3 separate regions of the Homo sapiens genome follow, and all the other regions are linked to region 3. The links are chromatin contacts, found by Hi-C or POLR2A ChIA-PET in ENCODE. All regions are on one chromosome and are shown on one strand. Each heading gives the region's core, a stretch centred on a gene start or an enhancer-like site at or near the end of the contact. The rest is flanking DNA. Distances are from core to core; before and after follow the strand shown. Region 1 has its middle 13 kb from the start of HS1BP3-IT1. Region 2 holds the start of LDAH (lipid droplet associated hydrolase). Region 3 holds the start of LAPTM4A (lysosomal protein transmembrane 4 alpha).

Region 1 (2,700 bases), core at 174-2,673, 530 kb after region 3:
ACTCGTTCCTCAAGCCTGTCCAGTGTGACTTCAACCCCCTTCACAGCTGAGTAGGTTGTGGCCAGGGGCCATGGATCTGCAAAGACTGAGTAACGTGCCTGATGTCTCATCATGATCCAGCCGGCTGGGGACCTCTGGCATGGAACACTCCAAGCTGCATCATGTCCCCTCAGGCAACTTGCTGATCCCTGGCAAGGGGTGCAGGAAGCAGGCTCACGTGGCTGTGCCCTTGAATCAGGGCTCGGGAGAGTGGCACAGGGTGGGGGTGGGAACAGCCTCTCTTGACCAGTGCCTAGCGTCCTACCTGTGGCTCCTAAGTGGCTCCAGGGCTGCCCTCAGAGGCGGGATGGGATGCAGTCTTCATAGGAGGGGACTTGGTCTCCATGGTTTTCAGGGCAGAGCCCCACACCTATTACCTGGGCCCTGAGGCTCTACCCTAGCATGTCTCTCTGGGCTGTCCTCTGAAAAGTTGCTCACCATGGTAACCAACCAGAAGTAGAGCCCCAGCTGAGGGCAGTGATGACACCATCTTTGGCCCTTGGACAACCGGGGCAGTTCTTGCCCGGAGGCTCTCGCAGGCAGCCCCACACACCACCTATATCCCGAGGAAAGATGGGCATTCCCAAGGAACATGTTCAGGCCAGACCCTCTGGGAGGTGAATAAGAATAGATGCCCAGCCAAGAACCTCTTCAAAGCTCAAGAGGAATGAAGAGAAGAGAGAGGACCACCATTCACTGAGGGCTGGCCATGGGTGAGGCACTGGGCGTAGGCAATCTCCTACATGCTCATGACAGCCCTGGGAGCAGTACTGCCACCTGCACTGGACAGGGGAGGAAACTGAGGCTCAGAATGGGAAAGTAATTTGCTCAAGGCCAGAGTCCCTGGGTGTGTAGCTGTGACTCTGGAGCCATGCTCTGTATCAACCAGTGGGGTGTACATGAAACATCAACAGTAACAGCAATGTCCAGGTTCAAAACATTAAAAATAGCCTCAGTACTACAAGGCTTTCTGTTTCTGAAACCTCTGTTGAAGGCAGCCAAGTGGAAAGTCAGGCGGTGTCCCCTCCCAAGCCTCACAGGCTGAGCCAGGTTTGGTGGCCACTGAAGCCCTTGACTTCCTTCCGGTCTCAGGTCAGTCCTCCCTGGGGCACTCCTAATATGCTCATCTGGAGGCTTCTGTTAAGTCCAGGAAACTCTACAGGACACAGCTGAGGCTGGGCGGCCACCAGACACGTGCTGTGTCCAGAGAGAACAAAGCGGGGGTTTCCCTGGGTTCCATGAGCACAGGAGCCTTTTCCTCCAGGCTGGCTCCATCCGAGCTGGCTGAGGGTTGGCGGCAGCTGCCCAGCATCTATAGGGTGCCTCCGGGAACTGTCTCAAGGCCAGAGCATCCAGCCTCCTGGCTGTTAGTGGGCCGTGAGCCTACCGGGACTTCGAGAGACAGGGCTTCCCCAGATCCAGCCTGATGAGATCATCTGCCATTTCAGGCTGGGCTGAAAGATCCTCCGGCACAACAAAGCTGGGCCCAGGAGATATCCTGCATGACTCATCAGTTGGCCATGCATTGGAGACTTCCGGCCCTCAGAGAAACCAGACACAGAGAGCCATTGTTTGCCTTGGAAGCCCCCCGGCATACCAGGCTCAATGGGGTCATTTGTGTTTTCTCCCTAGTCCTCCATAACCCATACTCTTTCTGGGAGGTGGGGGCCCACTGAGCTGCCTGGGACCCTGTGACAAGAGGAAAACCAATACCAAGTCACCTACCCACAAGTCCCACGGGAATACCCTCCCTCCAGGACCAGGGCCTGGCTGGGAAGCAGAAAACCTGGGTTCTGAGCCATGGTTTAAGTCTCCAAGACTCACTGATTCTTCTGTCTTCATTTTTCAAATGGAGAAAATCATTCAAAAAAGACAAAGCTATTGTGAGGATGACCTAACGTAAGGCACATAAAGTTCCAGGCTCAGGCCTTGCACCTACAAAGGTTCTGCATGTGATCTTTCCTTCCCACTTCTCTCTTCCTCCTGCCTTTAAAATGTAAGTGAAAATGTTTTGTTTGTGGATCTGTTTCTATCCTAATCTACATACCCTTATCTAGGGCAGAAACTCCCTGAACTCATACCCACAGTCTACCCACAATTTGGCCCACACCCAGGGACACAGCCCCAAGGGGGCAAGGACTGGAGCAGAGGGCACACAGCCTAGTGGCTAAGCTGGGCAGAGATGCAAGAATAAGCAAGGCAAGGCTGAGGGCCTGCCCCTGGGTTTCAAACAAGCTGGAGGCCTTTAGAAACTTCCAAGGGGGAAGCTGAGTGTGGTGGCTCATGCCTGTAATCCTAGCACTTTGGGAGGCCGAGGCGGGTGGATTGCCTCAGCTCAGAAGTTCGAGACCAGCCTGGGCGACACAGTGAAACCTCGTCTCTACTAAAATACAAAAAATTAGCCAGGCGTATCAGTGTGCACCTGTAATCCCAGCTATTCAGGAGGTTGAGGCAGGAGAATTGCTTGAACCTGGGAGGTAGAGGTTGCAGTGAGCCAAGATTGTGCCACTGTACTCCAGCCTGGGTGACAGAGCGAGACTCTGTCTCCAAAAAAAGAAAAAAAAAGAAAAGAAACTTTGGTGGGGTGGGGAAGCAAAAATTAATTTGTTAAAAGGAATCAAAGGTTATAAAAAGAATTCACAGAAAGGGAAATCTAAATGA
Region 2 (2,817 bases), core at 281-2,780, 770 kb after region 3:
ACACTTGGACACAGGAAGGGGGAGATCACACACCGGGGCCTGTTGTGGGGTGGGGTGAGTGGGGAGGGATAGCATTAGGAGATATACCTAATGTAAATGACAAGTTAATGGGTGCAGCACACCAACATGGCACATGTATACATATGTAACAAACCTGCACGTTGTGCATATGTACCCTAGAACTTAAAGTATAATTTTAAAAAAATTAAAAAAAAGAAAGAAAAAATCCTCCAGTCTGAAGGCATTAAGTTATCAAAAAGCAAAATATTAAAATATAAAATTTTAGATGGGCACCCACTGTGTTGCCCTGATTATCCCCCTAGAATGCTACATGCTGGAAAGAGGGGCCTTAGCAGGTTTCTAAGTCTTTAACCTTCAGGTGGAAAAATGGGGAAACACACAAGAGACACTCCTACGTATAGTTTCAGAAAGAAGTTTAATTAAAAAACAGCTTTTGAGAATAAACATTCTGGAGATGCTTCTAAATCTTCTGGGTTTCTTTTGGTTGTATCTCTTTCTCCATACAGATTTGTTCTTTCAACTCAAGGACTATCAACTCTTTTTTTTTTTTTGAGACTGAGTCTCACTTTGTCGCCCAGGCTAGAGTGCAGTGGCGCCATCTCGGCTCACTGCAAGCTCCACCTCCCGGGTTCACGCCATTCTCCTGCTTCAGTCTCCCGAGTAGCTGGGACTACAGGCGCCCGCCACCACGCCCGGCTAATTTATTTATTTATGTATTTATTTTTGTATTTTTAGTAAAGATGGGGTTTCACCGTGTTAGCCAGGATGGTCTCGATCTCCTGACCTCCTGATCCGCCCGCCTCGGGGTCCCAAAGTGCTGGGATTACAGGCGTGAGCCACGGCGCCCGGCCAGGACTATCAACTCTTGTGTTTGGTACACAGGACACAAAGCAGGTGTCCGGTAACTACTTGCGAGGGAAGATACGAATTAACCAAGGAATAAAGTGTTCCAATCTGCATTCTGTCTTGCGTGGGGAACAAAACCAAACTAAGACCCAAGGATGAGGGTTTACGGTTAAGGTCTTCAGCGTGAATAAAAGGCGGCGTGAGCACTAAACGCCGGGGGCAAAGAACACTCCCGGCCCAGAGTTTGACCCCTCCTAGCGAGTTCTTCCCGGCCAGCTGCCCAACTTTTTGGCCTCTACTCCTCCGCGGGGGCACCATAAGACTCCCTACAGGTGGGCTACACTTAGGGGTTCAAATGCTGCATTACCGCGCTCGGGTGAGCGACTGCCCGGCCTGCAACTCAAGGGACTCCCAGGCCAAGTGGCTCCGAACTCGCGAGCTGTCGGAACAGTATTATTTTTGCTGCTACGGGCCATCTGGCCCAGGGCAACAGGGGCTCTGCGAGGAACCATAGAGAAGAAGGGGCGCCAGATCCCGCGTGCCTGCCCACCCGTCCTTCCTTTGGGCAGTCACCCTGAGCTCGGCAAGCTGTACCTCACCTGTCCACCTGGAAGGCTGCCCGCTCTCCCTGAGGGTCCTGGGAAGGCGGCACGAGACCGGAAGTGCCCCCCTCAGGTGACGTCACAGTACCGCGCCGGAGCTGATCCGGGAAGCCGATGTCAGCCTGGCGCGCGGCGCACAGCTGGCTGGGAGATTTCTTACTGGCTTGGAGCCGGTGGTCCAGATCAGAGAGACCTCTTGGAGGGTGTCGGGGTTTTCCTTTCTTTTTCATTTGAATTTTATCCGCCTTTTATTTTCTGTCATCCTTGATGTGCTTCTGGCTTCTGGCTTCCCTTTCCTTCTCTCTCATTTGTTCCATGTCTGCCCCTCTTTTCTCCCTCTTCCCATTTCCCTCTTTCTGCGTTACTAGTTGCATATCTTCCCCACATACACAGGAAAGTTGATTCTCATTTGATCATGTTCATAAGCATGATCAATAAAGTATTTTTTTAATTAAGGTGTTGCCAACTTTAAGAAAATTCAGAGAATAATATTAAGTATAGAGTTTATTTGGGCTCAGTGCTTGAGAATGGCCACTCAGGAGCTTAGATTCAAGTTGCCTTGAATATACACTCCAATTAGCAGCAGTCGGAGTAGGTTTTTTTTTTTTTTTTTTTTTTTTTTTGAGACGGAGTCTTGCTCTGTCGCCCAGGCCGGACTGCGGACCGCAGTGGCGCAATCTCGGCTCACTGAAAGCTCCGCTTCCCGGGTTCACGCCATTCTCCTGCCTCAGCCTCCCGAGTAGCTGGGACTACAGGCGCCCGCCACCGCGCCCGGCTAATTTTTTGTATTTTTAGTAGAGACGGGGTTTCACCTTGTTAGCCAGGATGGTCTCGATCTCCTGACCTCATGATCCACCCGCCTCGGCCTCCCAAAGTGCTGGGATTACAGGCGTGAGCCGGTTTTTAAGGAAAGGAGAGGAGGCAGAGCTTAACTTGTTTACCAAGAATTTATATTTAAAAAACTTAAGCTATTGACTGGCTATGCTTTCTTCCTTGTATCACAAATTCCAGGAACATAAAGATAATGGGTGAGGCAGCTAATAAAGAACAAAATGCCTTTAACAATTGCCCTAAGGCATGGGAAGGCGTGGCGGAAGCCAGTATTCACTTCTGTCCGGGTCTAATAAATTTTGCATACCTCACATAGCTCAGACAGCTCTGGGCTATTTTTCTTTTCTTAGTATGTACTTTTTTTAGACATAATACTGTTGTACACAATAATCTACAGTACAGTGTAAATATAAATTTTATATGCACTGGGAAACCAAAAAAATTCTGTGAACTGCCTTATTGTGATGTTTGCTTTATTGTGGTAGTATGGAACTGAACCCCCAATATCTTCAAAGTA
Region 3 (2,700 bases), core at 104-2,603:
TCATCTGGCGTTTGTCCAAATGCTTACTAATGATTTCAAGTCAATGAGTGGGGAGAAGCAGCAAGTACAGAGAAAACAGATTGTGTCTGGGATAACTCTCTTCCTCTTTTGCAGTTAAGTATCAAAAACTGCACAGTATCACCAACGTCACCCACACAACCACATTCGCGAAGTCATTAAAGTGGCCAAGTCGACCATGTAGGAAGTTTGTCACGGCTTCGGCAAAATCATAATAACCTAAAACTACCTAAACTGAATCCCATATTTGGAAGTCATAGACAAGTTAGGTTTAATGTGCATGGATACTATAAATGGTGAATTACAAAAGAAAAAATCACAAACTTATTACTAGTGAATCACCAGGCAACAACAGTGTCAACTTGGTTAGGACAGAATCACACAGATCTTGGAACCCAGGAGATACCGGGGTAGGTGGCCAGGATGGAGAGGGCTCTCAATAAAGGTCTCTGTAAAAACAGCCGGTCGGCTACGAAAAGCACCTACTGCGCAGGGAGGAGGCTGCACCAGGACAAAAGCTGGTCAGGCGTCAACTCAGGCAAAAGCTATCGCCCCCAAGCGATTCTGGAGATGCAAGAGAGGCATGAAACAAAACAAAGTCCAAGAAACGCGGACAACCGGGTTACCGCTGGATCTTTCGCTTTCCCAACGGGAAGACCAATGTCGAAACTAGACTGCGTTTACCAAGGTCCGCTCCTAATTATTTCATTAGAGGAAAAAATTCCAGGGAGCACTGGATAGGAGGAAGGGAGATGCTGCCTTTCAGATCGTAGAAATACAACAAGAACCAAAACAGAGGAATTCCCACCAAATCCTACCACCCTCGTCCCTTCGCCTGCAAAGCCTCTGCTCTCCCAAGCCCGCTTCTCTCCTCAAATTCTTGCCAAAGAACAATCTCCCCATGCTTACCACCGCCCCCCGCTCCCCCGACTCCGATTCCTGAACAAGGTTACTTTCCCAAAGTCCTTGGACTTCATCCAGAGTTGGCGCGCCTTAAAAAGCAGCGCCCCTCCAAGTCCCCGCCCCACCCAACACCCCGTTTCCAGTCTCACCCCCTCCGCACCAGGCCCCGCTCCCCAGGCCCCCCGGACATACGCGCCACGCCTGCCCGCCTTACCATGTACCAGGTCCCCAGGATGATCGTCCCGGTGCGGACATGGCAACAGCCGCAGCACCGGGTGCTGTAGAACCGGTCACTGCGGTTCCGCTTGAAACTCATGGACACCATCGTAACAGGCGGGCCTCCTTCTTGGCCGGGCCCCTGACAAACGTTCTCCACCCGCAGCCAAACTCAAACGGCTGTTTCACGGCCTCCAAAACCCAACGACGCGTCTTCAAACCCGCCCCCGGCTCGTGCCCCTGCCAGCTTCTTCGCGCCTGCGCACTGAGCGCAGCGACTTCGGCTTACCCACCCCTCTTCCTCCACACAGGCCAATGGGGAGCGGAAGGCTGGATGGACCGGACTTCTGATTGGAAGAACTTGGGGATTGACAAGACCTCACGCCCAATTAGAAGTGCAACTCGCCTCAGCGAGTCTCCGCCTGTTACGCGAAGGCAAGGGCTGGTTCTCGGGCCTAGGATAGTTGGGGATAGGTATGTCCCCGTAGTGCACTATTCCCGAGATGAGACCCGCAAGAAAAGAGGCATTTAATGGAAAAAGGGAGACACGAGACAGCGCGGATGGCAGAAAGCGGGCACAAGGGGCTTTTCTGAGCAATGTGTGCCACGTACTGGATGGGAAGCGTCACAGGCTGATAACGTGACCTTTGCGCGCAGCTCAATTATTGCGCGGGCTGGGGGCGGGGCCTGCGGGGAAGGGACAGAGCCAAGCCCAGCCTTGAGCCATCCTCGCCCCTGTGGCGGAAATGGGAGGGTGCCTGGAGGAGTGGAGGGATTGGATTTACACCCTCTTTTCCCTCCGAAGCCTCCTTGGTGGGGGCGAAGAAAGACCATCCAACCCTGCCAAAGGCAAAAGGATTAAGGATAAATGAAAGCAAGATAATGTAGAAGAACTACTTAGCTGCTGGGTTTTTGGAGATGAGTGATTTTTTTTTGTAGGGAGAAATTATGAAACACATTGAAATGGACAAAAAATTACTGAATGTCTTCAATGAAAAAACAGCCATAGTTTGGCACACCGTCCCGGGCATTCTGTTGCTAGAGGGGCTGTCCGCTTTTCTTTGTGGTGCTCTGCACAACTCGGTAAGACCCCTCGTATTGTTATCTTACCCTTCCTTGGGAAAAGCCATTTTGCATCGATTTGTAAATTCATTCCCCAGTCCTGATTCAACAATATAGATGGGTGCTTTAAATTCTGCTTAGAGCTGGTTCTAACAGCTTACTGGTCCCCGGGTTAATGAGTAAATAAATTTTTTACACGTGTTCATTTTGTATTTCTGTGAGACCTGTGACTTCACCGTTAAAAAATGTATTTATCATTTAATGCTTTGGTAAACACACTTCTTTTCAGAGAATAGAAAGGGCTTCCCTTCTGCCAGGGCATATTCTTAGCCAGAGACCACACTGAATTCAGAGTAAAGGTTATTTCTTTGGCATGGCTTCTTTGAACACTGCCTGAAATTATGTATGTATTTGTTGATTATCTCCCCAATAAAATACAAATTTTAGGAGAGCAGAGACTATTCACCACTGAAGGAGTTGTCCATGGAGCTTATTTTCAAA

The links. Hi-C counts contacts between places; a loop is a spot of excess contacts on that map. ChIA-PET counts read pairs that join two places held with the same protein, here RNA polymerase II (POLR2A). Pooled maps may share reads with other maps.
Region 1: a loop to region 3 is called in a pooled map, with 15 times the contacts of the local background. The contact joins the enhancer-like site here to the promoter of LAPTM4A in region 3. A Hi-C loop is called at or near these places in 1 of 168 maps with a recorded cell type or tissue (mammary epithelial cell), 5 of 37 single-sample maps with no recorded cell type and 11 of 50 pooled maps. POLR2A ChIA-PET finds 5 or more read pairs at or near these places in 1 of 52 experiments (HepG2).
Region 2: a map of CD8-positive, alpha-beta T cell shows a loop between it and region 3 (14-fold over the local background). The contact joins the promoter of LDAH here to the promoter of LAPTM4A in region 3. A Hi-C loop is called at or near these places in 5 of 168 maps with a recorded cell type or tissue (CD4-positive, alpha-beta memory T cell, CD8-positive, alpha-beta T cell and naive thymus-derived CD4-positive, alpha-beta T cell), 3 of 37 single-sample maps with no recorded cell type and 13 of 50 pooled maps.

The regions. Positions count from the first base shown.
Region 1 is chr2:20,577,933-20,580,632 of GRCh38, forward strand. It overlaps a transcript of HS1BP3 not described here. Among named protein-coding and RNA genes, the nearest start is that of HS1BP3-IT1, 13 kb to the right of the region's middle. RefSeq lists enhancers at 602-2,114, 901-2,100, 1,079-1,408, 1,599-1,658, 2,485-2,700. Within about 2 kb of position 1,424, at least 33 of the 41 ENCODE cell types and tissues checked have a DNase peak (open chromatin) inside an H3K27ac peak, as active enhancers do; they include mammary epithelial cell, where a contact is called at or near this core.
Region 2 is chr2:20,821,571-20,824,387 of GRCh38, forward strand. It overlaps LDAH (lipid droplet associated hydrolase), which reads right to left and starts at 1,531. Exons shown (of 7, transcript NM_021925.4): 1 at 1,467-1,531. RefSeq lists enhancers at 407-1,232, 1,035-1,104, 1,325-1,714.
Region 3 is chr2:20,050,275-20,052,974 of GRCh38, forward strand. LAPTM4A (lysosomal protein transmembrane 4 alpha) reads right to left here and starts at 1,354. Exons shown (of 7, transcript NM_014713.5): 1 at 1,136-1,354. The coding sequence starts at 1,246. LAPTM4A-DT (LAPTM4A divergent transcript) reads left to right here and starts at 1,863. Exons shown (of 5, transcript NR_187142.1): 1 at 1,863-2,220. RefSeq lists enhancers at 490-629, 1,165-1,364.